Regions from separate parts of the Homo sapiens genome. Here region 2 is linked to region 1. A link is a loop called in an ENCODE intact Hi-C map of the cell type or tissue named here. Cell type or tissue: Panc1. All regions are shown on one strand.

Region 1 (8,000 bases):
GGGGAATATTTAAACCAAGATCAGAACCATCTTCTAGGCTCAGGTGTTTGCGTCACTTTCACTGAAGACCCTAGCCAGGTGCAATTGTGTTTATGTTCCTAGATTTACATGCAATAAACTAGGATGTTAATAATGCTGCGGGGGGTGGTGCAGGGAGGATAAACACAATCACTTTGCAGAAGACTTGGGAAAATGTTTTCAGCTTAAAGAGGAGAAAAGGCAATGAAACCCCTTTGGCATCTGTGCAAAACTGTTTGCTTGACTCTGGAGGTGATAAAAATAATTTATGGAGCCCTACATTTTTATCAAGAGGAAATGACCTCAGCTTTTGGCAATCTGATGCAGTTAGTGAAGCCTCTCTCTACTACTTTTATGGATTTCCTTGAGCTACATATTCTGTGACCTGTATTTCAGATTTATTGGCAGATACATAAGCCACATTAAGTAATATAAAATGCAGTGAATGCATCAAACAACTCAGCAGGGACCCACTGACAGCCGGCGAGAGGCTGCCTCTTCAAAGAAGTCACTCTAAATCGGATACCTGTTTATGCATTTGTCGAACCAGGCTCTGAATTTTTGTTTTAAATAAAGACATTAGTTCAAAACAAAAGCCTCTTCAGCCAAACCCATAACATATTGGGTGGCAGGAAGAGGGTGTACAGCCAACTTTAAAATCTAATCAAACGCTCAGGATTTTGAGTGTGAACATGCTTTGCTTCCAGTTTGGGGGGAAGCACGACTTCTGAGGAGGAGAGAAGGGGCCCCCAGCATATGGTGTTTGATTCTCAACAAGACAATAGAGTAGCATTTTGATGAGGGAGATGCAGACTGACCAATAATGTCTTTGGGGAAATTCTTACTGCCTTGATAAAGAGAAGGTAAGTACCAATGAGGAAATGAGTATTGCACAGTGCTATGTGCTAACCACTTGAAACAGAACTGGGAGAATTTGTGTAAGACCTATACCACCATCCTTGATGCCATCAAAGGCAGGGTCCCAATGTGTCAAAGCAGAAAGAGAATGAGTATGGCAGTCAAGAGACCCAATTCCTAGCTGGGGCAGCTGTGTCACCTTGGGCAACTGCCACCCTCTCCCTTGAGGTCATGACGGGGCTCCTGGCATCCCTTCCAGCACAGAAATCCTTTGATTCCTTAAACAATGATGTCCAAATGATTGATGTAAGAGAAATGAGATCACAGGATGCTGGGGACACCTGAACCAGCCATGAATTACTTGAGAAGATTCAGGCCCTGGCATTAAGCCAAGCAGAAAAATGATGGACATGTGGTTTCATGGGGAACTTCTAATTCACCTTCTTGTGACTGTTATATTTTACTGTTAACCGTTCCCTTTTAAAGAATGCCTTGTGGGACTCAGATGAAGGTACACTCCCTCCAAAAAATGTTCTGGGTAAATTCCACCCTACTATGGTCTGTCCAGTCTCTGAAAATTGACAGCCCTTTGTTTGCACCACTTCATACTGTCCATGTGAACAATTAAACAGCGTGGTTAAGAGCTCAGGTTCCAGAGTCAGATGGCCCAAGTTTAAGTCCTGATTCTGCCACTATTAGCTGTGTGACCTTGGGCAAGACTCCTAACCTCTCTGAGGTTTTTCTATTCTGTAAAATTGGAATGACAACAATACTTTTGTTGACTGGATGATTGTGATGAGGATATGAGATCTAATTTGTAAAGCATTAACACAAATATGTCACAGAGTAAAATTCTCCATCTATATTAGATATTATTATTATTGTGTTTCATGCATGTCCATTTTGTCTTTTCTTCATAAGAGCATAATTGATTAAAGACAGAGTCACAGCACCACATGTTATTTGTGTTCCCTACAGTGTTGGGCTCACAGTATGTTTTTAGAAAATATGTAACTGAGGGGTAAAGTCCTGCTACGGTGGAGAAAGGAGAATGAGGCATAATAGCAAAAGAATAGAAATATCTTCTCTCCTGTTGCATAAAGAGAAGTTTTAACAATGGTTACCATTATTAAGCATTCACCTTTTGCTGGGCACTTTACACAAGTTATTTCTAATCACTATTCTGCCAGATATATATTATTATCCCTGTTTTACAGAAATAAAAGTTGAAGTTCAGGGAAGGTAAGAAATATTGCACGTGACTGAAGTGAAAGGATGGGATTCAAACCCAGGTCCGTCAACTGCCAACGTCCACTTCTACCCACAGCATCCTGTCAATCAGATAGATGCTCCTTCTCTGAACAGGCAACATAGCTATCTCCTGCTGGCAAATGATAAGAAATTAGAGATGGGATTGCCAGATGAGCCTTTCATGCTGAGTCACATAGAGCAAGACATATCACAGGCAGTGGCAAAAGCTGAAAGTTGAGAGTCAGTCTTCAAAAATGCACACTATGAAAAGAAATGCAGATCATAGTCATTTTGGGCTCACACCTTAGCAACTACCATCACCCAGGTTCTATTTGAAGCCAAACAATTGTGGCTTAAAGGTGCTGAATAATTAAGACATTGAATATAAGTATTAAATAACAATATGATGCTTTAGGACCCGGAAATGACAGCCATGCCTTACACTTGCAAAGCTCCTCTATCTCCCTCGAATGTTCACTCGCATTAAGTGAGGGGTAATAAGATGGAGGAATTCACATTGGCAAGGTGGGGACATGGTCTGAGAAGAAAGATGTGATTAAGAGAGGTAGCCAGGATCAGCCGTAAACTCCCAATTGGAAGTTTCAGTACAGGTGGTGGCTTGGACTGGGGCCAGCCGAGAAACATGTGGTCCACACAAAACGTGTTGGGGTCCATATTGTCTGGAAGGACATGGTATTATGAATGTCTTTGTCTGATTGGAAATATCTAGGCTCTCCAAACAACCATTTCCAGATCTCAATATTGTCTGCCTTCCAGAAATGTTTCATCCTAGACTTGAGTTATTCACATTGTTTCCCCAAATGCCAAGTAGAAATGCTTGGGATGATAAAATAGAAAGCACAGAATACATTTGCCTTGGGTGCACATTCTTAAAGCACTTCACCTCAAAGCCGTCCAGAGCTCTGCTAGCTACTAAGAGGGTTGAGGCAAGAACAACCTCTAATAATTCAAAACTAAAATTAGACATTCACTTGAAAAATTCAGGTAACCGAAACAAAAATGAGGGAAGCTTTGTTTATTTAAATTATGAGATAATTGCCACAATTCTCCAATTCCCCTCACTAGGGTAGACTTGGCTTGAGTGTATCAGCATCCATGGTGACTCATCTAGTAAGTAAACTACATTAGCTCTGCTACCAGCAGAAAGGAAAGGGAAAGGTCTTGAAATATATCTATTGTGGCTTCCTTCCAGAGCAAGGGATTTCATTATATCCTGAAGACATGAGACAGTTCAAAGAGATTTGAAATACAGAATGAGAAGGCGGAGGAGGAGAAGTTTGGGATTATACACTTGCTTTTTAGTTTTGATTTTATATATGAGAATCAGACACTACAGACAGAGACTCTAGGGGGAGACTTTATTCTTCTGGTCCAGGGTTTTGTTTTGGTTCGTTCTGTGGTTAATATCTTTCCAAAAAGTTCCCCCCACATGGGTAGGCCTTCAGTTTACTCCCATGTACATAATTTCAAATAAGTATGACAGAAAATCCTTTAAAAACCACACATACATGATTTTCTATTCCATGGCTGAAATGAAACTTGATGGGAAAAAAAAGCATGATGGTGCCTGTTTATTAAATCCAGACAATGCAGAATGACAATAGGAATCATCCTGAAAGAGGCACCGCAATATTTTTGTAACAACAGAATAATAACTTGCTTTGCCTCTGTCTACTTTTAAAACCATTTTATGATTACAAGCATGTAAGCTATTCTAATTATTACTCTAAATAATTAATCATTTCCTTTACAATCACTTATTAATTAGCTGTCATAACATTGTTGTGAGTTAGGTGGAAGACAAAGATTCAATATTCAGTTATTAACACCTAATTAAAATGTTCATTGTTTTCCATATGTTGTTTATAGCTTTGCTTCCTCGCACTTGAAGACAGAATTTCTCCGAGAACAATGTCCTCTATTTGCTTAGCTACATCGCCATCTGTTGTTGAGAAGTAGAAAATGTCCTTTTCTGCTTTTTCACTTAATAGCTTAATCCTTACCTCAGTTTTTATTTGGAATTAAAAAAGATTGATCCCCAATATTCTCCCCCTAAAATATTTTTCTTAACTTTATTTGTTCTGCTGCTGACTACATAAAGTATTCTGCTAATGCCAATGGCATCATTTAAGTAGTAAATTAAGTGAGCCTATTAATGAAACTACAGTGAAAAATTCAAACTACTCCAATAAACTTTTCCAACATAGGAAAAGTATAGAAGAGGGGAGTTTGCTATCAAGTTTGGTTTACAGAAAGTCACCATCGAGGGAAATTTAAGATCTAATAATCCACCAGCCTAGGCAACATGGCGAAAGCCTGTCTCTACTAAAAATAAAAAAAATAAAAAAAATTAAAAAAAAAAAAAGCCAGGCATGGTGGTGCATGCCCGTAGTCCCAGCTACTCAGGGGGCTGAGTTGGGAGAATCACCTGAGCCCCGAGGTTGAGACTTCAGTGAGCCATGATCATGCCATTGCACTCCAGCCTGGGCAACAGGAGTGAGACCCACCCTGCCCCATCTCAAAAACAAACAAACAAAAAAAAGATTGACTATTTCACATCATAAAGATATGTCTTATACTAACTCATTTTTATAATAAAAGCTTATGTTTATTGAGCAACTACTGAATGCTAAGCACTGTTCATTCTTGCAACAGTCCAATAATGGAGACATTGCTGTGTTTGTGCCCACTTTACAAATAGAGAAACGGAATCACCAGGAGGTAAAGTCATTTGCTGATTCAGGGGGAGGCTAAATAATTTGTGAGGCTTAGTGCAAAATCAAAATGTGGAGCCTTTTGTTCCAAAAGCAGGGAAAGAAGTGCCATTAAAAGTATGAAAATATAAAGCTTTTTCCTTTCTTTCTAAGTCTCTCTCTCAACTTGTTATGATGTTTTAATTTGCTATTTAATGTTATTTTAATAAAAAATTTAATGTTGTCATTGTATGAGTTTTACCATTCATTTTTATATTGTGCAATGTGTTTTCAATGCAAATAAAAGAGCATGTAACTCATATACAGAATAATCAAAATTTCACAATTCGTTATTTTGTCGCTCATGTGTGTGTATTTCACTCTCTCCAGAATGGTAGAAATGCTGCACAAAACCAACTCAACTATTTTCATCTCACTTGATATATGCACAATCTACCAACACTGCTCACCTTGGGCTTATTGGTGAGTAGGGAATTACAATTCTCTTTCCTTCTATGTCATCATTTTCAGTACAAGTAGTTAGCCAACACAGAGAAGTAGCATAAGAGAGCATATGGTAGGCTTTCCTGTAATTCATGTTTCTTGGAATGCCTTGGCCTGCTTTCTGCATTCAAAGCAAGTTCTGGCCCAAGCGAAAAGTCAGTGGTAGATATGCAGATATGCCAATATGCCATGCTCACCTTTTCCTCTTTAAGTCTCACTGAACTCCCACATATTCTGGGTCCACCAGAATTCTGTGTTCACAAGGTGTTGTGTACTCTGTAAGGAAATAAGGTAGCAAGGAACAGCAGATACTCCATTATTATTATTGGGCTTAACATACTGTGCTTATCTTCCCTACTCTCATGTATGCTCCAATGTCTGTCAGAATTCACTTGCAAAACATAAGTTCAAACATAAAATTGTTGAGAATTTCAAGACAGTGACAGCAGAGCATTAAAATAAGTGTGAGGCTCTCTGAGCCTGGGGCTCTGTGAGACTACGCCCACTGAGCAGATCCTGAGATGATGGACACACACAGAATGACACATCTGTTTCCAGAGTTCACACTTCTAACCACTGTGCTCTGCTGCCCCTCAGATTATGCCCAGAGGCACCTTCAAAAGCTTCTGCTTTATGTGTCCATTATTCATAGAATTAAAGAAAGATGATGGTGGACAGAGGGCCTTAGAATTCCAACCTTCCGATTTTACAGACAAAAGACAAGAAACCCAAAGAACCAGGATGACAGCCCTGATGTCCTGAATCTAGACCTCCTCAAATTGTCAAAATGAATGTATTATCTCCTTCCCCTTTCCATCCCTTCCACAACCCACCTTTCCTTTGGTGCCCCACTTCTTTGCTGCTCTGTAGTAATCCTGTTCAGTCCCCATGGTTCTGGGGATGTGGACTCTCACCCTCTGCACTCAGGCCCAGAGGAGGACACAGAAGCCAGGCAGGCTTAGCAAAGCCGTGTCCTCCACAGGAACCTGGTTACATCTGTGGGGAAAGAGACACCCTTTTCCTCTGGGATGATGAGACATGAGGACCATGACATCATAGAGCACTGGACTTGTCACCAGGTAGAGAGGGACTGCCTGAGAATGAGGCCAATGTGGAGAAAAGCAGAGCTGAGAGACACAGACAAAAACAAACCCTTCAAGGAGTACAGATTTTGAGCATCTCAGTTGAGTCCTGAGTTACATAAATGAGTTAACAACCTCTCCCTTTGTTTCTTAGCAAAATTTGAATCAGGTTTCTGTTACTCGACTGTTTTCATCTTACTCGATGTGTGCACATTCTACCAACATTGCTCACTTTATTGATGAGTAAGGAATTACAATTCTCTTTACTTCTATGTCATCATTTTCAATATAAGTAGTTGGCCAATACAGAGAAGTAACATAAGACAGCATATAGTAGGCTTTCCTGTCATTCACGTTTCTTGGGCTGCCTCGGCCTTCTTTCTGCGTGCAAAGCAAATTTATGTTTCTGTTTCTGAAATCAGGTTTCTATTACTTGAGACAAAGGGTCCTGATTGATACAGGTTTGTGAATCATTCTGTAAACATGACCATTAAAACTATGGTGAGAATGCAAATAGATCCAAAGATTAAGCTATAGGGAATTTCATTTAAGGAGAGTGAAAAGGAAGAAAAGCCAGCAAAGGAAACTGAGGGAGTGATCGGGGGTTCCAGGAGACCTGGCACAGGAGACAGCATCCACTAGGTAGGAGCAGAAGACAGGGGTGTGGGTGTGGGCAAGGCCAGATATGCAGAAAGTTCAAGCAAAGTGATGGTTGGAAAGAGTCTACTGACCTGGAAATTAGGAGGTGGAGAATTACACCAGGAGTTTGTTGGGAACAAAGCCAAGGGGCTGTGGGTTAAAGAACGAGTAGAAAAAAAAAGTCTTGTGTTTAACACTGCTGAAAAAAATCATAAATGACACAAACAAATGGTAACACATCCTATGCTCATGGATGGGTAGAATCAATATTGTGAAAATAACCATACTGCCAAAAGCAATCTACAAATTCAAGGCAATCCCCATCAAAATACCATCATCATTCTTTACAGGTTTAGAAAAATCAATTCTAAAATTCATATGGAAGCAAAAAAAGAGCCTGCACAGCCAAAGCAAGACTAAGCAAAAAGAACCAATCTGGGGGCATCACACTACCTGATTTCAAACTATGTTATAAGTCTATAGTCAATAAAACAGCATGGTACTGGTATAAAAATAAGCACATAAACCAATGGAACAGAATAAAGAATCCAGAAAAGAACCCGAATACTTACAGCCAACTGATCTTCAACAAAGCAAACAAAAATGTAAAGTGGGGAAAGGACACATTTTTCAACAAATGGTGCTGGGATAATTGGCTAGCTATATGTAGAATGAATCTGGATCCTCTTCTCTAGCCGTATACAAAAATCAACTCAAGGTGGATTAAGGACTTAAATCTAAGATCTGAAACTATAAAAATTCTAGAAGATTATATTGGAAAACCTTCTAGACATTGGCTTGGGCAAAGATTTCATGACCAAGAACCCAAAGGCAAATGCGATAAAAACAAAAATAAATAGCTATTTAATTAAACTAAAGAGCTTTTGCACGGCAAAAGGAAGAGTCAGCAGAGTAAACAGATAACCCACAGAGT
Region 2 (8,000 bases), 300 kb before region 1:
AAAGGGATCTAACAACTAAGTCAGTCCTTGGAAGAACTTTTCTTGAAGCTTCCCGTGGCTGCTGTTTACATCTCATTGGCCTCTCCTTCTACAAGAGAAGCAAGGATAGTAACACCAAAAAGAAAGCATACCATCACGTTGGAGATGTTTTTAAATGTTTCCTTGTTTAACAGGTGGTGGATATGAGCTCAATGAAAGAAAGCAGTGAATCTCAGACAAGTCTATTTCAGTCCCTTTCCTTTCCATCCCCACCATCTTGTTTGCACTTGGCAAGGACTCTCACTGTGGCACTGTGAGAATGTGTTTGTGGTAGACTATTTTTGGTATTCCATTGAGACAGATGCATACGGCATCATGATAATAAGGGACATGCTTTAGCCTGCAGGCTGCTGACACGATGGTTGCAGGGTACTATTTAGAGAAGAATTTTAGTGCTCCTTATTAATAAAGGTCCATTTGTAAGCCTAATTACACCCTTGCCAAATAATAGAGTTGACTTTTGTGCCACTTCCTCTTCTGTTTAAACTGGAGATGTTCTTTATCAGCAGGTTTCAGTTGTCAGCCAAGTTTGTGCTCAGGGACCCTGCTGCACACTTTTATAGAGTCCCTTCTTTTTAGGTCTGTTCTCCTGTCTCATCTCCTTGTCCTAGGTTCAGTGACTACAGAGAATTAAGAATCCCTCTGAATAGAGAAACTCGTTCCCATATAGGTAGTGCTCACTAATAACAGCTTTATCTTCCAGCCTTCTTGTAGGAATGTGCTCTTTAGAAGAGGACTGGTCAAAGCCATGCTTCACATCCCCCAAGATCATTCTTCCCTGGTGATATGGGAGGCACTACACCTAGCCTGTGAGGCGCAGGGCGTCTTAGGGGCCCTTCTCACAGTCTATGTGTTCACAAAATCCCCTCTGCCTATATGCAAGGCCAGTCCCAGGCCCGTAGGACACAGTGACTGTGTGGCATATTTAAAGAGGGGACTCCATACTTGCTCACTCTGCATTTTTTCTGAAGCAGGAGTCAGCAAACTACAGCCTGGGGGCCAGCTTGTTTTTGTAAATGAAGTTTTACTGGAACATGGTAGTGCTTATTTGTTTATGTATTGTCTATAGCTTCTTTCATGCTTTACAATGGCAGAGTTTTGTTGTTTCAACGGGGAACAAGTAGCCCACAAAGTCTAAACTGTTTGCTATTGACTATGTAAAAAATTTGCTGTTTACATATTGCTGCTCTATAGTGTCCAAGACAGAAAGGGTTCTCTCTGAGGCTGTAGTTCTTAAGCAGAGGGGTGGGCAATTACTGGAGACATACGGCAATGTCTGGAGCATTTTTGGTTGTCATGATTGTGGGGAGGAGGGTGCTGCTACTGGCATCTAGTGGGTAGAAGTCAGGGATGCTGTGAAATATACTATAATGCATAAGCCAGAAGCTAGCAACAAAAAATTACCCAGTCCAAAATGCCAATAGTGTTAAAGCTGAGAAACCTTGTTACATGGAAATGGGCGTTCTATAAGACTGTTATTGTTTTTCAATAGATAGATAGATAAGAGATAGACAGATAACAGATAGATATACAGAGTCATTTAACACCCATAACAGATTGCAAACTTAGTACTGTTATTATCTCTATTTTACAGATGAGAAATCTGAAGCTCAAAGAGGTTAATTCACCTAAAATCATCTAATCAGTAGCAAAATGGGGACTTTTACCTACTGCTTGCCAAGTACTCTTTACTTTAATAAACAAGGGTTTTAATGGAGGAAAAAGTTGCATTCTGAAGCTAGACAGATCTGCATTCAAATGCCAGTTTTCCACTTACATGCATGTGAAATGGAGACAGTAAAACCTTTTCTGAAGGAGGCAAGATTGAATGAGACAGTTTGCTGAAAGCACTCTATGACAGAGCTTGTAATAGTGGGTGCAACAAAAATGCTAGTTTCTATTATTTTATTTTCAGTTCTTAATACGAATGTCCTTGGACATCGGGAAACCAACTCATCCAGCCACATTCTAGAATTATGAGTGCCAAAATAGAACAGAAAAAATATGCCATTTCCTCTATCAAAACATGAACTAATTTTCTCAATTATTTCAGCCCCACAGAGAAAGTGGCATCTTCCATAAATGGCAGGACCCGTTCTTTAATACAGGCTCTAGAGAGAGAGCCTTTCCCATTCTGTCCAGCTCAGCTTCTCCCTGCAGAGCTGCTGGAGCTAGGATGACCCCCAGGAGTGAGAGTCTGTCAGTCAGCAACACAGGGCCTAATCACCAGGCCTGCACAGGCCCGCTCCAAACACTCCTGTGGAGCACTTGCAACTGTCAGGAAGGTTTCTCCTGATGGGAGAACACAATTTCACATTTTCAGAGTTAAAGAATAAACACATAAGGCAGCTGGAGATGGGGAGCCAACTGCACTCAGAGTGGACTTCAAAGCCCATCAACAAACAGGACTCTCTCTGTCTTTACCCAGCAGGCTTTGTCTTTTTTATTTCTCCTTTTGCCCAAAGGCTTGACACTTTACAAAGTTAAGTCTATTGCATTGGTCATGTCATTTCTAGACAAATAAAACAGATTTAGCTCTGAGGTAATTACAGAATTACAACATCACAACCTGGGCCTTAAGGAAGAACTCACCAGGTTCTTCTCCATTCAGCTCAGCATTGCACCGAAGTCTTCTCTCTCCTCCTCTGGTCCCTTCTTTCCTCAGCCACTCCAAAATTACCCAGTCTTCTTGCACCCTCCCTCCTGGTGCATTTGCTGATATTCAGTTTGGCATCAGCATCATCGGCAGACAGAAATAAAGATGAAAAAGTTAGTCTCTAATCTTGGGAGACTCAGGTCCAAAGGGAGAGTCCAGGCTGTGGAGAGACCACACAGTACTCTTTTTCTGTGCACAGAGATGTTAAAAGATAACTAATCATATTGTCTCCAGTTCTTCTGTTTTCTGACTACAGCTGAGAGCAAAGGTATAAAGCTCCCCACCTTGTAAAGAGAGAAGCCACACTACCTGTGAAGAACTTGCTGAAGGGCAGTGCCCCAAAATGTCCATCAAATCCTACCTCACAATCCATCTTGAGAGGGCCCTAGGGAAGGATACAGAATTGACCAGGAAAAACTGGAAAGAAGGATTTCTTAGTGAAACCAGAGTGATTCCAACACATTCTATATACAACTATGCCAAAAAGCATAGTTTTTAAATCCACATCCCAAGTGGGCAGAGACACTGGCATCAGCAAAGTTTACTCCCTACATAAACTAGAGTACTTTCTAGACATGGAAACATACCTGAGCCAAGCCACGACCTCAAGGGTGGATGCTGGAATTGCAAATAAGGCTATCTTATTTTGGCATTTCGAAAGGAGCAAGATCTGCTCCCATCCCAACAGCCCCAAAGTAAAGCCTGCTATGGACCAGCCACCCACATACCAAAGCTTCCAAGTAGCCATCTCATTTGGAAGTGAACAAAGCATCTTAGAGAAACAGACCTGCATCACAGCAGAGGAAATGCATACCAACCATTCATACAACACACCTTGTGCTTAATTCACAAATCCAAAAGACAACAAACGATAAGGATATGTTTAAGGAAATCAGCAGTTCAGAAGAAAATGTCTCTGTTTTGTGTTGCTCTGAAGGCATACCTGAGGCTGGGTAATTTATAAAGGAAAAGAGCTCACAATTTTGATGGCTGGAAAGTTCAAAACTGGGCATCTGCATCTGATGAGGGCCTCAGGCTGCTTCCACTCATGGCGGAAAGCAAAGGGAAGCCAGCTGTGGAGAGATCACATGGCAAGAGAGGAAGGCAAAAAGATAGCGGGGGAGGTTCCAGGCTCTTTTTAATAACTAGCTCTCTCGGGGTCTAATAGAGTAAGTATCAGCCCTGAGGAAGGCCATCAATCCATTCAAGAGGGATCTGACGCCATGACACAAATACCTTTCATTAGGTCCCCCTCCCACACGAGGGTTCAAATTTCAACATGAGGTTTGGAGGAAGCAACCATCTGAATACCTGACTTCAGAGGAAATGGAGATTTTAAGATTAATAATGAAAATATGCTCAGAGAAATTTAAGACAATATATATAAAAAACAAGAATAAGCTACCACCAAAACAAGAACAATAAGTTGATTTTAAAAATAAGTATTAGGGTCAGGTGTGGTGGCTCATGCCTGTAATCCCAGCACCTTGGAAGGCCAAGGTGGAGGATCACTTGAAGCCAGATTCGAGATTAGCCTGGGTAACATTGCAAGACTCTATCTCTATTTTTTAAAAAGTAAGCATTAGAAATTAAAAATATAATAGTCTAAATTAAAACAAATCCAATGTGTTAAAAGAACTTATTAGGGAACTCTTCTAAAACGTTCCGCAAAATAACAAAGAATTAGAAATATGAGATTTTTTTTAAAAGGAAGTAAGAAACATAGAGGATAAACCAGCAGATCAATAACTATCTAATAGAAGTTCCAGGTAAAAAGGAAAAGAAAACATGAAGAGGAGAAGATAGTCAATGAAAAACAGAAGAAAATTTTCCAGAACTCGGCAGATTGACAGGGCTTAACCACAACCTAGTAGGATTTTTTAAAAATTTCTTACGGAGCCTCGCTCTGTCGCCCAGGCTGGAGTGCAGTGGTGTGATCTCGGCTCACTGCAAGCTCCACCTCCTGGGTTCATGCCATTCTCCTGCCTCAGTCTCCCGAGTAGCTGGGACTACAGGCGCCCACCACCACGCCCAGCTAATTTTTTGTATTTTTAGTAGAGACTGGATTTCACCATGTTAGCTAGGATGGTCTCGATCTTCTGACCTCATGATCCGCCCACCTCGGCCTCCCAAAGTGCTGGGATTACAGGCGTGAGCCACCACACCCGGCAATTTTTTAAAAATTTTTAAAGGCCTTAATTGAATGCTCATGAATTTAAGAACAGCAATGATAAAAATAATATCCTAGAAGCTGTCAGAGAAAAACGAAAAGCAGGTCACCTACCAAAGAAAATTTCAAATCCAATTGGCACCAGTCTTCTCAAGAACAATACTGGATGCTAGAAGGCAGTGGTGCAATGCCTTCGATGTTCTGAAGGAAAATGATACAGAAACTAGAATTTTATACCTAGAAAAGCTATGGAGTGTGAAAATAAATATTCTCATTATATACAAACAAGGCCATAATATATATATGCAAGGTCATAAAGTTTACCTATCACACTATGAAAAAAAATTATTAAAGGGTGTAGTACTTCTGTAAATAAAAATGTAATCTAGAAATAAGAAGTCGACCGGGCATGGTGGCTCATGCCTGTAATCCTAGTACTTTGGGAAGCCGAGGCAGGAGGATCACCTGAGATCAGGAGTTCCAGACCAGTCAGGCCAATGTGGCAAAACCCTGTCTCTACTAAAAAAAAAATACAAAAATTAGCCAGGCATGGTGGCACATGCTCATAATCCCAGCTACTCTGGAGGCTGAGGCAGGAGAATCTCTTGAACCCAGGAGGCAGAGGTTGCAGTGAGCAGAGATCATGCCACTGCCCTCCAGCATGGACGACAGAGGGAGACTCTGTCTCAAAAAAAAAAAAAAAAAAAAAAAGAAAGTAAAGAAGTCATGGACTCTAAGAAACAAGGAAATTACTACAGAGTGCGATAAAGAAAAATACCAACTTGACTAAATTAGAACCAGCAGTTGCAGCGTTCCGAGGAAAGTTTCTTCAAAGCAAATACATCTTATTCAACAACTACTATGATCTAAGGAAAAGCTGAAAGATCCAAGTACTTTGCTAAAAATGGGACAGCTTCTTTTCTCAAAAAGAAAACTAAGAAATGCAATTATAAGCCCCGTTAACAAGAAAGTCATGAATCAAAAGCAAAGTACACTAAAATATGCAGTAATTTAAGCAATTTATGGCATACTAAAAAAACAAAATCCCATTGGCATTGGCATCTGGCACATTCTCTTACAAGCAGCACAAATTTAATAACATAAAATTATATTTATTTTCTCCATAGACCTAATCACACTATTTAGTTCTGCTGTAAATAATATTTATATATCATAATGATATAACTTCTATTTATTAATTTCTAGTATTTTGAATAAGCCTATGGACAACACACTTATATAATTACATTACTTAATATCAGTGTCAAAATTTGGATAATATACAAATAATCCTAAAGCTGATGCACAATTTACAAATCAGGGAAGTGAGAGAAAAAATGTCAAGTAATATAGAGGTTTAAATTTATTTCTAAATAATCATGAATTAAGAGATGATCTCTAAAGCAGATAGAACCAAAAGTAGAGGTTTCAGTATATTATTTAAAGTTATAAAAATCATCAATAAAACCCAAAATAATAATTTAACCAACAAGTTCAAGGGAGACACAGAAAGAAAGGTAAAATTAGTATACATGGGTGAGTTAAATTGAAATTTCCCAAACAAGGGTGTCTATAAATTAAGAGCTACTCATCTATTATTTGGAATTAGGTGGTAACCAAAGGAAAAATAAAAAACTCATAAGAAATGAGAGTGGGGATAAGAGCACCTTTTTTTGTTGTTGTTTTTTATTTTTGTTTTTTGAGACGGAGTCTTGCTCTATTGTACACGCTGGAGTGCAGTGGTGTGATCTCGGCTCACTGCAACCTCCTCCTTCCAGGTTCAAGTGATTCTCCTACCTCAGCCTCCCAAGTAGCTGGGACTTCAGGCACCCACCACCACGCCCAGCTTATTTTTCTATTTTTAGTAGAGATGGGGTTTCACCATATCAGCCAGGCTGGTCCCGAACTCCTGACCACAGGTGATCTGCCCGCCTTGGCCTCCCAAAGTGCTGAGATTATAGGCATGAGCCACCGCTGGCCCAAGAGGACTGTTATTTTTTTAAACCGTTGTACCCTGTAGTATTTCAATTATTCTTTTTCCTAGATGTATTATTTTTATAATTTATAAAATAGGGAGTGACAACAAAACAAGTATACTTCCTAAGAAACAAATTTGGAGACATTATGGATTAGCGCAAGAGTCAGGTTGCCTAGCATAGCTGTTACCCACATATCTAACGTTCAATACATATTTAACTGAAATTGTATTAATTTGGTAGCAAAATAAAATTAAAATCCTGCTGAGCCAAGACCAGGACCTCAAGTAGGTACAATGGAATAGCAAGAAATACCACCATAATTTGCAAAGTTATATAAAGGCTTTGTACTCATTGTATAAGTAGGTTATAAAACATTGGCAGATAAGAAATTATGAACTCCAGTGTTAGATTCAGATGACATAACTTAAGTACATAATATGCATCAGACTAAACATTATTCTTTGTTGCTGTCAATAGCAAGCACCTTAGTCCCACTAACCTTTAATTGTTCTCTTTCACTGATCAGCTAACTTCCAGATTTATAATAGACATTTCATGCCTTCTACCATCTGACAGTACTCAACCCCTCTAAACTCATCCCCTACTACTCACATTTCCAGCTGGAGGTAAAACTAAACCAAAGCAGCTGCCTCCAGAAACTTGGGCAATAAAAAGACATAAATGCGAACTTTTTTTTTTTTCGGTATTCTCTAGTACCCAGATTGTGGTTTTTAAATACCACTTCCCACTAAGAGGAACCAGAGCTGCTTGGAGAAATGTTCAATTCCAGGTTTAGGGTCAATTATGTAATATATGAGTCAAGCACATCTTATCATACAGATTTCTTTTCTACGTAAAATCGTGGTTCCTGATAATATTGGCATAATTTATTTGCTTTACCTCATATGAAAATTAAATAGTTTTCAAAATTATAATACCAGTGTTGCTTCTAATATAAAAATACTAAGTAGAGTCAATTCTACTTGTTCTTAGAATATGCAAGCTCAGTTAGAGAATTGTGTTCAACAGTCACTTGAAGTTAATTCTTCTCTTTAATTTTATATACAATTTGATTAATTCGTTCCTATTTATTTTTGGCTTTAAAGTTTGCTTTTCTTTCATTACAATAAGACATTTACAAAGTTCAAATGTCAAA

The links. A loop is a pair of places that touch in the nucleus more often than their neighbours do. Peaks named below come from ENCODE experiments on the same cell type or tissue, not always from the same donor. Only the 100,000 strongest peaks of a DNase experiment are listed, where the experiment ranks them.
Region 2: a loop joins it to region 1, with 3 times the contacts of the local background. A loop is called at or near these places in 1 of 110 quality-filtered maps.

The regions. Positions count from the first base shown.
Region 1 is chr2:118,042,925-118,050,924 of GRCh38, reverse strand. It overlaps LOC102723413 (a long non-coding RNA gene), which reads right to left and starts at 6,359. Exons shown (of 3, transcript XR_923247.3): 1 at 6,179-6,359; 2 at 5,543-5,621. In Panc1, CTCF peaks have their summits at 3,856 and 4,065; a DNase peak (open chromatin) is centred at 4,064; H3K27me3 peaks cover 644 bases.
Region 2 is chr2:118,341,118-118,349,117 of GRCh38, reverse strand. No RefSeq gene overlaps it. Among named protein-coding and RNA genes, the nearest start is that of THORLNC, 160 kb to the right of the region's middle. In Panc1, no CTCF peak of the experiment used is centred here; no DNase peak of the experiment used is centred here.